2 separate regions of the Homo sapiens genome follow, and region 2 is linked to region 1. A link is an interaction called in ENCODE POLR2A ChIA-PET data of the cell type or tissue named here. Cell type or tissue: GM12878. All regions are shown on one strand. Links, peaks and the distances in the headings refer to the core of each region. The heading gives the core; the rest is flanking DNA.

The links. ChIA-PET counts read pairs that join two places held together with the same protein. Peaks named below come from ENCODE experiments on the same cell type or tissue, not always from the same donor. Only the 100,000 strongest peaks of a DNase experiment are listed, where the experiment ranks them.
Region 2: POLR2A ChIA-PET joins it to region 1 with 5 read pairs; 2 of 35 experiments call an interaction of 5 or more read pairs at or near these places.

What each region holds. Positions count from the first base shown.
Region 1 is chr10:38,027,359-38,035,267 of GRCh38, reverse strand. The region is part of intron 4 of ZNF33A (zinc finger protein 33A); the gene reads right to left. Among named protein-coding and RNA genes, the nearest start is that of ZNF33A, 21 kb to the right of the region's middle. In GM12878, for the core only: no CTCF peak of the experiment used is centred there; no DNase peak of the experiment used is centred there.
Region 2 is chr10:38,398,043-38,405,951 of GRCh38, reverse strand. It overlaps LOC101929540 (a long non-coding RNA gene), which reads right to left and starts at 2,787. Exons shown (of 10, transcript XR_007062122.1): 1 at 2,402-2,787. It also overlaps the pseudogene SEPTIN7P9. RefSeq lists enhancers at 2,449-2,698, 2,142-3,013, 3,014-3,885. In GM12878, for the core only: no CTCF peak of the experiment used is centred there; DNase peaks (open chromatin) are centred at 2,741, 3,081 and 3,391; H3K4me3 peaks cover 2,317 bases; H3K27ac peaks cover 1,576 bases.

The DNA.
Region 1 (7,909 bases), core at 1,330-6,329:
TATGCACCTGTAGTCCCGGCTACTTGAGAAGCTGAAGCAGGAGAAATACTTGAACCCAGGAGGCGGAGGTTGCCGTGAGCTGAGATCACACCACTGCCCTCCAACCTGGGTGACAGAGGGAGACTCCATCTCAAAAAAAAAAAAAAAAAAAAAAAAGAAAGTAAATGGATGATGGATGGTTAGAGCCAGATTTCTTACTGTTGGGTATGGTAATTTGCAGGGAAGCAAGGGAAGAAAGCTAGAATGATCCATGTGGTAGTGAAGAGTTGAAGAATATAAGTATAAACACATGTTTAGCTTAAGAGAGATACAGATGGTTACATGTAGAACTATTTATAAGTATATTACATGGTTTATACACGTGTATTTCCCTGTTCTGTCAGCTGAGATGGCCACGCCCTACTGCTGCAAGCACACCATTAGCCCCTATCTTGGTTTCTAATACCATTTTCAAATAAAAGGAACCAGGATTACCTGAAGAAATGATGGCTGATTTTAGAAAGAAAATATACAAGATGAGCCTGGACCATCTTGTAGTGACAGAAAGAAAGTGCTCTAAAAAACAACAGCAACAAAATTCATATATCTCCACTTCTTATGTGTGAGTTGTGCAGAGTAACATTGTTCCAATGTGTACAATATGGAAAATAGGAAAAAGATGTAACTTTATAGTGGACAAACTCTGTTTGCCAAGACATTTCAGGCCAACATCAAAAGTCATAAAACATGGTGACAGTATGCATGCTTGATATAATGTGACAAAAAAGGTACTTTACCACTGTGGGCTTTTTCCCCCAAAACCTATAATCCCAGTCTTATCTTGAGAAAAACATCAGACACATCCCAATAAATGGAATTTATATATACCTCACCAGGACTCCTCAACTGTCAAGGTCATCCAAAACAAGGAAAGTCTGGGAAACCACCATAGCCAAGAGGAGCCTAAAGAGACATGACAACTAAATGTAATATGGTGCCCTGGAAGGGATCCTGGAACAAAGAAGGACATTAGGTAAAAATCAGCAGGTGCTAAATAAAAATATGGACTTTAGTCAATAATCATGTACCAATGTTGGTTCAACAGCTGTTGCAAACATACCATCTTAATATGTTAACGACAGCAGAAACTGGGTAAATGGCAATTCTCTCTACTATCTCCCCAATTTTTCTATAAGTCATGAAATAAAGTGAATGTTTTAAATTGACAAAGGAGATACATAAATAGCCAACAAGTGCATAAAAAGATGTTCAACATCAGGCCGGGAGCAGCAGCTCACGCCTGTAATCCCAGCACTTTGGGAGGCCGAGGTGGGTGGATCATGAGATCAGGAGTTCAAGTCCAGCCTGGCCAAGATGATGAAACCCCGTCTCTACCAAAAATACAAAAATTAGCCTGGCATGGTGGTGGGCACCTGTAATCCCAGCTACTCGGGAGGCTGAGGCACAGAACTGCTTGAACCCAGGAGACAGAGGTTGCAGTGAGCCAAGATCCCACCACCGCACTCCAGCCTGGGCAAACAGAGCGAGACTCCATCTCAAAAAGAAAAAAAAAAAAAGATGTTCAACATCACTAGCCATTGGGAAATGCAAAAAACCACAATGAGATACCTCTTTACAACTACTGGATTGGTATAATACATATTAATATTAATAAAAAATGTTGCAAACTAGAGAAACTGGAAAATTCATGCATTGCTGGCAGGATTGTAAAGTATTGTGGCTGCTATGAGCAACAATCAGGCAGTTCCCAAGAAAGTTAAACACAGAGTCACCATATAACCAGCATTCTACTTCTAGGTATATATCTGAAATGACTGAAAATACATGTCCATGTGAAAACTTATACGTGAACAATTACAGCAGAATTATTCATAATAGTCAAGAAGTAGAACTAAAACCAAACGTCCATCCACTGACAAATGGATACATAAAATGTAGTATATCTATACACCATGTTATATGGCCATAAAAAACAAGTGAAATATTGATACATGCTACAACATGGATGAACCTTGAATATGTTATGCTAAGAAAAAGAAGCCAGGCAGAAAAGGTCACACACAGTTCCATTTTTATGAAACATCCAGATTAGGCAACTCCACACAGCAGAAAATTCAATTTTGGTTGCCAAGGGCTACAGGAAATGGGAAAGAGAAAGTAACTGCTAACGGATATTTGCTTTGTTTCAGGGATGATGACAACGTTCTAAGAAACACTGTCAGCCGGACGCAGTGCCTCACGCCTATAATCCCAGCACTTTGGGAGGCCTATGCAGGCACATCACTTGAGGTCAGGAGCTTCAGACCAGCCTGGCCAACATGGTGAAACCCCATCTCTACTAAAAATACAAAAAATTAGCTGGGCATAGTGGTACACACCTGCAATCCCAGCTACTCGGGAGGCTGAGGCAGGAGAATCGCTTGAACCTGGGAGGTGAAGTTGCAGTGAGCCAAGATCGCGCCACTGTACTCCAGCCTGAGCGACAGAGTAAGATTCTGTCTCAAAAAAACAACTGTCGGCAAGGTGCGGTGGTTCACACCTGTAATCTCAGCACTTTGGGAGGCTGAGGTGCCAGATAACCTGAGGTCAGGAGTTTGAGACCAGCCTGGCCAACATGGTGAAAATGTAAAAACAGCTGGGTGTGGTGGCATGCACCTGTAATCCCAACTATTCAGGAGGCTGTGTAATCCCAGCTACTCAGGAGGCTGAGGCAGGAGAACTGGCTTGAACCCGGGAGGCAGAGGTTGCAGTGAGCCAAGACCTTGCCACTGCACTCCAGCGTGGGCAACAGAGCAAGACTCCATCTCAAAAAAAGTAAAAAAAATTGTCAGGAATGTTGCACAATCCTGCAAATACACTAACAATGATTGATTTATACACGTAAAATTGGTGAAGAGTACAGTATGTGAATTATATCTCATATAATTCTCAAGAAAATTGTTTCTTATATACCTGTTTCGTGGTGTATAAATAACACACAACTGATATTATGTATTGTTCTTACAGCCAACCACCTCACTAAACTAACTTTTTTTAGTAATTTGAATCACTTCTGTGTAACATTTACTTTTGCTTGTACAGATAATCAAATTGTCTGCACACAAAATGACAATTTGACTTCCCAACCCTTGTTTTATTTTTTTTTATTGTCTGTGTAATGGACAGTAGATCCTCTATGAGATTCAGTAAAACTGGCGATACAAGAGATCCAGCATCTCTCATATAGAAAGTGTGCTGTGATTTTTCAACAAATAGTATACAATATGTTTTTGTCCATTACCTTTATTTTATTTTATTTTATTTTGTAAGATGGAATCTTGCTGTGTTGCCAGGCTGGAGTGCAGTGGCGCCATCTCAGCTCAGTGCAACCTCCGCCTCCCGGGTTCAAGCAATTCTCCTGCCTCAGCCTCCCGAGTAGCTGGGACTACAGGAGTGCACCATCACGCCTGGCTAATTTTTTGTATTTTAGTAGAGATGGGGTTTCACCATGTTGGCCCGGATGGTCTCCATCTCCTGACCTCATGATCTGCCCGCCTCAGCCTCCCAAAGTGCTGGGGTTATAGGCGTGAGCTACCGCACCCGGCCTATTACCTTTATTAAAGATTAAGAAGCTGAATTATTTATAGTTGGCAGGTAATTTACAAAACTTTTTATTTGGAGACAATTCTTTTTTTTTTTTTCTTTTCTTTTTTTTTTTTGAGGCAAGGTCTCACTCTGTCACCCAGGCTGGAGTCGAATGGTGCCATCACAGCTTACTGCAGCCTTGACCTCCTGGGCTCAAGCGATCCTCCTACCTCAGCCTCCCAAGTAGCTGGGACTGCAGGCACGCACCACCACACCTGGCTAATGTCTTTACTTTTTGTAGAGATGGGTTTTCACCATGTTGCCCAGGTTGGTCTCAAACTCCTGAGCTCAAGTGATCCACCCACCTTGGCCTCCCAAAATGCTGAGATTACAGGCATATGCCACCACACCCAGCCTGGAGACAATTCTTAAACTGACATGCAGCTGGAAGAAATAATGAGAAGATTCTATGTACCCCTCACCCAGTTTTCTCCATGGTAACAATTTGCAGAACTATAGTTCAATATCAGCCAAGAACTGACATTGATTTATTCAATCAACCTTATTCAGATTTCACAAGTTTCACATGCATTAGTTGTGTATATTTAGTTCTATAAATTTTGCCACAGGTATAGATTTTTGTGAAAATCACAACATTGGTGATACAGAACAGTCCCATCACAAGGATGCCACACATGGTAACTACAGCCATCTCCCACCCTCTCTGCCTTCCTAACACTGGCAACCACGAATCAGTTCTCCATCTCTATGTTGTCATTTCAAAAGTGTTATCCAAATAAAATCATGAGGTATTATGATAAACAGCCTAACTGCATTTGTGGTAATTGGCTGCTAATAGATTTCAAATCCCACCCATCTCCCCTCTTACCCTACATTTGGGCAAGCCAATAATAAAGCCTAGGTGGTCACTCCCTCAATGCCAGTAGGAAACTCAAACCACACAAACTCCATCCCTTTTGTGTGCGCTTACCCCACCCCAAATTCCTACTGACAAGCAGCCATTCTTCTCCCTTCTTTCTCAACCCACATTTAGATCTCCTTAGGAGCCTTCTCTAGTCTCCCTAGAAACCTGTCTCTATAACTAATAAACTCCTTTTTACACTCTTAATATCATTACCAGTTTTGATATCCAAACCAAACATTGGGGGTAGGAGGGTTCACCCCAACACTATGGGGTGGACCAGAACAAATATGTAAATTTTTGAGATTGGGTTTTTTAAAACTCAGCTTAATCTCTTGAGATTCATCCATAATGTTACATGTATTGGCCATTCATTCCATTTTAATGCTGGGTAACACTTCATGGTATGGACACACCACACATTATCCATTCAAGAACATCTGGATTATTCAGGTTTGGGCTATTACCCATAAAACTGCTATGAAATTTTTTTGATGGAACATAAGTTTTTATTTCTCAAGGATAAATGTCTAACAGTGCAACTAGTGATTGACATGCTAAGTTTGTTTTTAGTTTTAAATGGAACTGACAAACTATTTTCTAGAATGACTGTAGCATTTTACATGCCATCAAAAACATATGAACATTTCAGTTCCTGTAAGTCCTCACCAGCACTTGTATTATCACTTTTATAAGGCAGGTCAAATAAGAGCATGATAAAAACATCTTTCAGTATAACGTGTCTGGGTATAAGTCTCTTTGCATTTATCCTCATATGAGTTTGTTGAGCTTCTTGGATGAATATATTAGTGTTCTTCAACAAATTGTGGGTGTTTCTGTAATTCTTCAAAAAATTTTTCTTTCCCTTTCTGTTCTCTCACATTGATACTCCCATTTGTATATGCTGGTGCACCTAATGATATCCGTTTCCCAAGGTTTTGTTCATTTTTCATTATTTTACTGGCTCTTCCTCAAATTACACAATATACACTGATCTGCACCAGACAACCCCGTTTCTGCCAACTTAAATGGCAGAAACCATATTATTGTGTTGCCTGTTGTTAGTCCTGTGCATAGGTCACATTTTTCCCGTTTCTTTGCAGATCTCATTTTGTTGTTGTTCTTGAGTGGACAACAGGTCCATGTTGTTGAGTGACATAACCAAATGGTGGAGTACACAGCTCCAAACTGTCTCCCCACAGAAACACCAAAAAACAAGAACTATAAAAACCAACCTTGTTAGAACTCTGGAAAACAAAGGTTTACAGTAACCAAGTGAATGCCAAATCAGGAAAAAGGCGACTTCAAATGGTGGGAAAGTTTTGTGGCATTTTTACTTTACAAGAGATCCTCATTAATATTAGGAGCTGATATCTCCTTAGAAATCAATTGAAGGCCTGAAGACAGATGGATGACATATATAAATTGCTGAAAGAAAAAAACTATCATCTGAGAACTCTCTAGCTGGTAAAACAGTCCTTCAAAATGAAAGAGAAATGGAGTTAATCCCAGATAAACAAATGCTGAAGAGTTTGTTACTACTAAGCCTGCTATACAGGAAGCACTAAAGGGTGTCTTTAAAGATGAAATAAAAACAAACTAGACTCTAATCTGGAGGAAAAAATAAAGATTTCCAATAAAGTTAACTATATAGACAAATATAAAAGCCAGGGTCACTGTATGTTTGCTTTGTAACTCCATTTTTTTACTTCCTGCGGGACTTAAAAGATAAATGGATAAGAACTAAATAAAAATTTACATTATCGGTACACAATGTATAAAGACGTAATGTGTGAAAACAACATAAAGGGGATGAGTAAGGTGCTAGGTAGAAGCAAGGTCTTCATATGACATTGAAGTTACGAGGGAATTAATTTAAACTAGATTTTCATAAATTTAGAATGTGAAAGCAATCCCCATGGTTAACTACAAAGGCAATATCTAAAAAATATACACAGAAGGAAATGAGAAGGGAATAAAGAAGGGAATAAAAATGATTCACTATAAAAATCAGTCCAGGCATGGTGGGCTCATGCCTGTAATTCCAGCACTTTGGGAGGCCGAGATGGGTGGATCACTTGAGGCCAGGAGCTCAAGACCAGCCTGGCCAACACAGCAAAACTCCATCTCTACTAAAGACACAAAAATTAGCTGGATGTGGTGGCACGTGCCTGTAGTCCCAGCTACTTGGGAGGCTGAGGCATGAGAATCACTTGAACCCAGGAGAAGGAGGTTGCAGTGAGCCAAGATCGTACCACTGCACCCCAGCCTGGGCAACAGAGCAAGACTTTTGTCTCGAAAAAAAAAAAAATCAACAAAACACAAAGAAGACAGTAATAAAAGGAATATGAGACCAAAGAAGGTATACAACATACAGAAAACAAAATGCAGTATGGCAGAAGCACTGCCTTGTTGGTGATTAGTTTAAATGATAATTGATTGAATGTACCAATCAGAAGGCAGAGGCTGGCAGAATGGATTTTATTTTATTTTATTTTATTTATTTATTTATTTTAGACAGGATCTTGCTCTGTCACCTAGGCTGGAGTGCAGTGACACAAACATGACTCACTGCAGCCTTGACTTCCTGGGCTCAAGGGATCCTCCTCCCTCATCCTCCCAAGTAGCTGGAACCACAAGCGCATACCACCACACCCAACTATTTATTTTATTTTTTTGTAGAAACAGAGTCTCACTTTGTAGACCAGGCTAGTCTCCAACTCCTGGGCTCAAGAGATCCTCCCAAAGTGCTGGGATTACAGGTGTGAACCACCCAGCTTCAGAATAGATTTTTTAAAATCATGATCAAACTACACATTGTCCAAAACAAACTGACTTTAGATCCAAAGACACAAATAAATTAAAACTGAAAGGCTGATAAAAGATATTCCATGAAAATAGCCACCAAAAGGGAACTGGGGTGGCTATACTAATTTCACCCAAAATAGATTAAGTCATAAGCTGTTACAAGGGACAAAGAAGGATACTATATATGAATAAAGGGTCGTTCCATCAATAAGATATAAAAAGTATAACTATGTGTGTACCAAGCAGCATCCTGAAACATGTAAAGCAAACACTGACAGAATGCAAGGGAGAAACTGACAGTTCTTACAGTTAACAGTTTTAGACTGAGGCTGGGCATAGTGGATAGCACCTGTAATCCCAGAGGTTTGGGAGGCCAAGGTGGATCACTTGATGCCAGGAGTCCAAGATCAGCATGAGCAACATGCCGTTTCCACCAAAAAAAAAAAAAGATAGCTGGGCATAGTGGGCATGGTGGTATACAGCTGTAGTCCCCTCAGCAGGATGAATGGGGAGGATCACTTGAGCCTGGAAGTTCAAGGCTGCAGTGAGCCGTAATTGTACCACTGCACTACAGCCTGGGCAAGAGTGAGACTCTGTCTCTTAAAAAAAAAATAC
Region 2 (7,909 bases), core at 968-5,967, 370 kb before region 1:
AAAGAATTAGAGACATCTGGATGAAATCAGCTGCCAGTCTCGCAAAGTGTCGGGTAACATCCTATTAAGATTGCTGCTTACACATCATCTATAAAATACTGAAAATATCATTTTAAGAAATTTTTTTTTTATTTTGAGACAGAGTTTTGCTCGTTGCCCAGGCTGGAGTGCAATGGTGCGATCTCAGCTCACTGCAACCTCTGCCCCCCGGGTTCAAGCAATTCTCCTTCCTCAGCCTCCTGAGTAGCTGGGATTACAGGCATGCACCACCACGCCTGGCTAATTTTGTATTTTCAGTTGAGACAGGGTTTCTCCATATTGGTCAGGCTGGTCTCGAACTCCTGACCTCAGGTGATCCACTGACCTTGGCCTCCCAAAGTGCTGGGATTACAGGTGTGAGCCACCATGCCTAGCCAAGAAACCCTTATTTTAAAACAAGCCAGGCGCAGTGGCTCATGCCTATAATCCCAGCACTTTGGGAAGCCAAGGCGGGTGGATCACTTGACGTCAGTAGTTTGAGACCAGCCTGGGCAACATGTTGTAACCCCATCTCTACTAAAAATATATTTAAAAAATTAGCTGGGCGTGGTGGTGGGCACCTGTAATCCCAGCTTCTCAGGAGGCTGAGGCAGGAGAATCACTTGAACCTGGGAGGTGGAGGTTGCAGTGAGCGGAGATCACGCCACTGCACTCTAGCCTGGGTGACAACAGAAAGACTCCATCTCAAAAACAAAACAAAACAAAACAAAAAACCACTAAAAAAAAGACTCCATTTCAAAAACAAAACTAAAACCAAAAACACAACACAAATGTAGTACACAAATGAAAATAATTACTGTGTTAAACACAGTTTCATAGAAAATAAAAGACCAATCAAATACAATAAGCTGCCTTTTTAGATGGGTATGTTATTCTTCTTTCACAGCTAAAGAAACGGGCTCAGAGAATGTTATTTGATTGGACCGTGTTGCATCTCTGGACAGTGCAGCTGAGATCAGACTTTGTGGGTAACTCCACTAGCCTACCAGGGTGCCTCTCATAAAGGTAAGAAATGTAAATTTGGCCTAATATACAAAGTTGCCAGGGCAGCACTGGGTCAATTCTACATACAGTACTTCTATGTTCATCAAGGGAAACCTTAAGGGAAAGTGAAAATGCTTCTAGAAGGTGACTGGACACCAGCGCCTTTGCTTGTTGCCTTTGGGCTCTTCTTCTAAGGCCAACAGTGACCTGAAATTATTGACTGGCTTTTCCAATCAAGTGGACAAAATGGTACCAAGGTCGCCAACATCAGACAAATTCACTTGAGGGCCTTATCTATGTGCTTTGAACGACAAAACTGCTTTTGTAAAGGACACTGTATTTCAGAAAAACATAATCATATTAACAAATAATAACACTGTAAAATGCTGATGTGTTGAATGCTACTTTAGAAAAACATGCTCAAATCTAGGGAAAAAATTTGATACAAAACTACATATCAATTATCTAGCTAGCTAGCTAGCTAGAGACATGCTTTCATTCTATTGCTCAGGATGGGAAGCAGTGGGATTATCATAGCTCACTGCAGCCTTGAGCTCCTGGACTCAAGTGATCCTCCTGCCTCAGCCTCCTAACTAGCTAGGGCCACAGGTGGACACAGTTATGCCTGGGTTTTTGTTTGTTTTGTAGAGACAGGGTGTCACTACATTGCCCAGGCTGGTGTCAAACTTTGGAGTCTCGCTGTGTTGCCCAGGCTGGGGTGCAGTAGTGCGATCTCAGCCCAATGCAACCTCCGCCTCCCGGGTTCAAGTAATTCTCCTTTATCAGCCTCCCAAGTAGCTGGGACTACAGGCATGCGCCACCACGGCCGGCTAATTTTTGTATTTTTTGTAGAGACTGGGTTTCACCATGGCCAGGCTGGTCTCCAACTCCTGACCTCAGGTGATCCACCTGCCTTGGCCTCCCAAAGTGTTGGGATTACAAGTGTCAGCCACTGAGCCTGGCGGAGCACTTTCTTATGTTATTAAGTAGCCTAACCCAGGTGGGGCGCTGTCCCTCACGCCTGTAATCCCGACAACTCTGATGGCCAAGCTGAGAAGATCGCTACAACTCAGGAGTTCGAAACTGGCCCGGGCAACATAGCGAGACCCCCCGCCCACCCCATCTCTAGAAAAAAATACAAAAATTAGGCCAGGTGCACACAGCACCCGGCTAATTTTTGTATCTTTTGTAGAGACGGGGTTTCGTCATGTTGCCCAGGCTGGTCTCGAACTCCTGAGCCCAAGCCATCCATCCTCCCGCTTTGGCCTCCCAAAGTGCTGGGATTACAGTAGGGCCCAGCCAGCCTCATGTTTTATTTAGCAGTCCCTCCCTGTTGCACACTTGGATAGTTTTTTTAATTTTTTTAGACACGGTTTACCTCAATCTCGCAGGCTGGAATGCTGTGGTGGGATCATAGCTCACTGGAGCCTTGAACCTTTGGGTTCAAGTAGCTGGGGGGCTGAGGTAGGACTACAGAGATGGGGTTGCGCCATGTTGCTAGGCTGCTCTTGGCCTGAAGGGTCCTCCTGCCTCGGCCGCGGCAGACATAGTTTTCTATTTTTGACCAACATAAACACTGTGCTGGGTCTGAATTTTTCAGCTACCCTTCTTCAGCCGGCAACACACAGGACCTGGCGGTGAGGTCGCTCTTACCAGTCCCCACTCTGACGAGAAGACTGCCCAGCTCCAGGCACCGTAGCGCCCCAGTGACGTAGCCGAACACCCGCGCCTGTGACTCGCCAAAGGCCCACCTCTATGGTGTCGGCGAAGGCGCGCCCTTGCGGCGCCGGGGAAGGCGCGCCCGTGCGGCGCCGGGGAAGGCGCGCCCGTGCGGCGCCGGGGAAGGCGCGCCCTTGCGGCGCCGGGGAAGGCGCGCCCTTGCGGCGCCGCGGAAGGCGCGCCCTTGCGGCGCCGCGGAAGGCGCGCCCTTGCGGCGCCGCGGAAGGCGCGCCCTTGCGGCGCCGCGGAAGGCGCGCCCTTGCGACGTCACAGGGGACCGCCACTCACGCGGAGCCAATCGGAACTCATGGCGGGGCTGCTGGGTCTTCCAGGAGCGCGCATGAGCGGACGCTGCCTATGGGTTGCCGGGCGAGATGTAACCGGCTGCTGAGCTGGCAGTTCTGTGTCGCTAGGCTTCGGCCCGGCCGCCGCCACACATAAGCTGCGATGAGGAGCTTTACGACTTCCCGGTCTTCGGGGCCGGGCGCAGCAAGGGCCAGACTCTGCGCTAGCAGGCGCTGCGCGCCAACCGGCCGGCACCTGTCGCAGAAGGTGCAACCGATCGCACTGTCGCGCAGAAGCTCCTCAATGGCCAGCACCAGCTGCAGCCCCGGCCGCCCACTCGCCTCACTTGAGCCTGTGTACGTGCGCCCCACAACGCCTCCCCCAGCCAGGGCCCGTGGATCCCCGGGAGCGTCCCCGGCTATCTGGCGCTGCTCATCCTGGGTAGGGTCGGCCCCTCTGAGGCTGCCCGGCATGAGGGAGCTGCAACCCTGAGCTTGACCTCTGACGGCCCTTTGTAATAGCATTAAGTCTTTGAAACTTTGTAGCGGGGTAGAAGGGGCTAGGAAACAAAGAAAACATCTTTTTGAAAATATAATCTGTCGGCTGGGCGAGGTGGCCCACGCCTGTAATCCCAGCACTTTGGGAGGTCGAGGCGGGATCGCGAGGAGAGGAGTTCAAGACCAGCCTGGCCAGCATGGTTTCACTGAAACCCCGTCTCTACTAAAAACACAAAAATTAGTCGGGCGTGGTGGCAGGTGCCTGTAATCCCAGCTACTCGGGAGGCTGAGGCAGAGAATTGTTTGAACCCGGGATGCGGAGGTTGCAGTGAGCGGAGATCGCGCCACTGCACTCCAGCCTGGGCAACAGACCAAGACTCCGTCTAAACAAACAAATATATGTGTGTATATATATGCGATCGAGCCCAGGAGGTTGAGATTACAGTGAGCTGAGATTATATAAGCGATCAAGCACTGGAGGTTGAGGTTACAGTGAGCTGAGATTGCGCCATTGCACTCCAGCCCGTGTAACAGAGGGAGACTCTGTCTCTAAAAAATTATATATAAGTGAGAGCTTTTCTTCCAGCACTCATGCTCAGACTGAAGAAAGTAATTGTGCCAGGCCCGGTGGCTCACGCCCGTAATCCCAGCATTTTGGGAGGCAGAGGCGGTGGCGGAAGCAGGTGGATCGCTTGAGCTCAGGAATTCCAGACTAGTTTGGGCAACATGGTGGAACCCTGTCTCTACAAAAATACAAAAAATTAGCTGGGCATGGTGGCACGCACTTGTAGTCTCCGCTACTTGCCGGGCTTAGGCAGGAGGATCGGTCAGCTGCAGCCTTGACCTCCAGGGGCAATCCATTTCAGCCTCCCAAAGTGCTGAGATTACAGCCATCGTGACTGGCTTTACACTATATTTTAATACTTTTTTTGAAAATGGAAAATTTTACAGGCAATTCACTTCCTTCAAACTAATGATAAGGAAGTGATGCTGTTCTGTTCTGTTTTGTTTTTTGTTTTTGTGTTTTTTTTTTCTTTTTTGAGATGGGGTCTTGCCCAGGTTGGAGTGAGGTGGTGCAAACAAGGCTCACTGCAGCCTTGACCTTCGGGCTCAAGGAATCCTTCCCTGTCAGCCTCCCCGGTAGCTAGGACTACAGGTGCATGCTACCACGCTTGGCTAATTTTTTTGAAATGGAGTCTCACTCTGTCTCCCAGGCTGGAGTGCAGTGGTGCAATCTCGGCTCACTGCAGGCTGGTCTCAACCTCTGACTTCGGATGGTCCACCCACTTCTGCATCCCAAAGTGCTGGGATTACAAGTGTGACCCACCATGCCTGGCGATTTTGCTCATTTTAGATACTAGAACTTTTTAAATTAAATTTTTTTTTTCCTGAGATGGAGTCTTACTTTGTCTCCAGGCTGGAGTGTAGTGGCATAATCTCGGCTCACTGCAACCTCCACCTCCTGAGTTCAAGCGATTCTCCTGCCTCAGCCTGCCAGAGTTGCTGGGACAACAGGTGTGCACCACCACACCCAGGAGTTCAAGGCTGCAGTGAGCCATGATCGTACCACTGCACTCCAGCCTGGGCAACACAGCGAGACCCTGACTCCACAAATAAATAAATCAACATCATATGATCTGTACCAGGGTATAGGCAGGTGCTATGATCCCCACTTTTCATCCTCAACTCTAAGTTGAGTCATACATCAACCTCTAGTAAAAAGTGGCATGCTCTCAGTCAAAGGAGTAAGCCCAAACCACGTGGAGAGAATCTTATCTCTTTTGAGAGCTATATAAAAAGAATTCCTCCTAGGCATAAAAATATTGTGACACCAGTTACTTAGGCTAAACATGCCTATTATGCTAAGTGAGTTATTAACAATAAATACTTTAACTCTGTGCCATGTTAATTATCATAATCTGATTTATAATTTGTTTTAACCTTAGGTTATATATACCTTGAAGCCATTTATATTTTGGTATACTTGTAATAATTACTATACACTGGACTATGTATATTGGACTAAACACGGAGAGTCAAAAAAGAGTATGTGGTCAGAGTAGAAATCATGCCCTAGCTTCCTTCGTGTCTACCTCCTACCTTGAGTAGAAGTGGTAGAAAAAGTAATTACCTAAGATTTTTTTGGATTCTGGTTTGTGGAGAATCACCCTTATATTTAGGCTGATGGGCGGCGAAATTAGAAAGTATTTTTTGTGATTTTGAATTTTATACAGAGATGTTCATTGTGATTAATTATTCTTTGTATTAGCAGATTTTTGCTTTTTATAGCTGCATGATTTCTTGTTTATTATTCATTCATTATTGTCTATTAATAAAGAAAAACTTTATTTCACTGAAGCAGTGATATATAATCCAACTTGGATTTTTAAATAATGACTGACTTTTTTCTTTGGGAATACATTACTGTTAAAAATGTAATTATTAGATACATTACTTTTAATGAATATAAGTGGTATAATTAGAAGGCTGAAAAGAATCCTTGGAAACGTGAGTTTAATTTGATAGCTAAGAAACTGAGGACAAGATACTTATTCTTTGTAGCATATTTTCTAATGTCATTTCATTGTCTCACCAAGAAATACTTGCATAAAGCAAGTTCAATTACAGCATCTGTTGAATATTTAAGGTTGGGTAAAGTGGGTGAGTTTAACAGATATTTTCCCTTATTTCTTTTAGACGAATCTGGACTGGGAAAGTTGACATTAATCAACTCATTATTCCTCACAGATTTGTATTCTCCAGAGTATCCAGGTCCTTCTCAGAGAATTAAAAAACCTGTACAGGTCTAGATATTGGTATTTTTAATTGATGATAAGCTGGAATAATATTAATACACACAAAGCATGTGTTGTAACTTTTATTATGCTTCCTTAGAGGTAAGATGCAAATTTGCCCTTAGCCAGTGTAAGATGGTAAATATGACTTCATAAAATTAAAAAAACAGAAGAAGTACAGTTAATCAAAAGAATTATCTTGACTAGAACTTTCCAAATTTGTCCTAAGGATTCTCCTAGAGATGACACTGTGACATAGTAACCAATTCCCCTGGAGTTGTGCTATGTAGTATGATAGTCATTTGCCACATGTTTAAATCAATTAAAATTAATTAAATTAAAATGCAATTTCTCATTTGCTCCAGATACATTTCAAGTGCTCAACAGCCACCTGTGGCAAGTGGCTGCCATTTTGTGCAGCACATATGTGAAGATTTTCATCATTGTAGAAAATTGCATTGGACAGTGTAGAGAAAACATGATTCATAGAAAAACTATTGTTATTTAAATACAGTGTTCCATATTAGTCAGTGGGATAATACCATATCATAGTTGAATGGCAATAGCAATTCGGTAAGACTCCCAAGCTATATGTGATTTAATTTACTGCTTCTCAGTCTTTGCTATGCATTCCAATCCTGGGTATCCTGTTAAATTTATTTCTTCTAGTAGTTCTGAGATGGGCTGCCTTTCTACATTTCTAACAAGATCCCAGGTGATGCTGATGCTGCTGGATGGTAGATCACACTTTATAAAGCAAGGGGCTAGACTCTAGATATGCACTTTTTATTAAATAGTACAGCAGCCTGTAGCCACATGTGGCTATTAATCTTTGAAATGTGGGTAGTCTGAATTGTGATGTTCTGCAAATATAAAATATGCCACAGATTTCTAAGACTGAGCATGGAAAAGAAAATCTCCGTAATTTTTTATATTGATTGTATACTGCAGTGATATTTTGGATGTATCGGGTTAAATAAAATTGACTGATTTCACCTTTTTCCTATTTTAAAAGTGGCTACTAAGAAAATTTTAAATTACTTACATGACCGACATGGTATTTTTATTTGGCAGCGCTGCTCTAAGCTGTTGATGAAAAATATTGTTGGTGAGCTCTGCTTAGGTAATATATAGGACATGAGCAGAGAGGAGGCACATGAACAGTTCTGGCTGGAGTAGGCTTCATTGAGGCCATGATGCTTTTAGCTGGATTTGAAGAAGTGGTAGTGATCATCCCAGTGCACAGGATAGGAGGACAGTCTATATATTCTGAGCAGTAACTCATATATATCATACTGCAAGACCCCAAAGGAGTAATTTTGTGAAGTAAATATCTTATTTCTCCTTTTTAATGTTTCTATTTTAGGAATTTTTTTTTTTTTAGTAACCTTCATAGGGCTTGAGATTTAAAATTACCTGCAAAATTCTACTCTAAAAACTTGATCCTACCTGCTTATTTATTTTGTGATAAATATTGGAAATTTTAAACCTAAGCAAGAAAATGAACTTTGAACTTTCTTAATTTGGGTATCTATTATGAATACCTTCACTTAAGTATTTATGAATTTAGATATGAAAGGTAAAACTAAG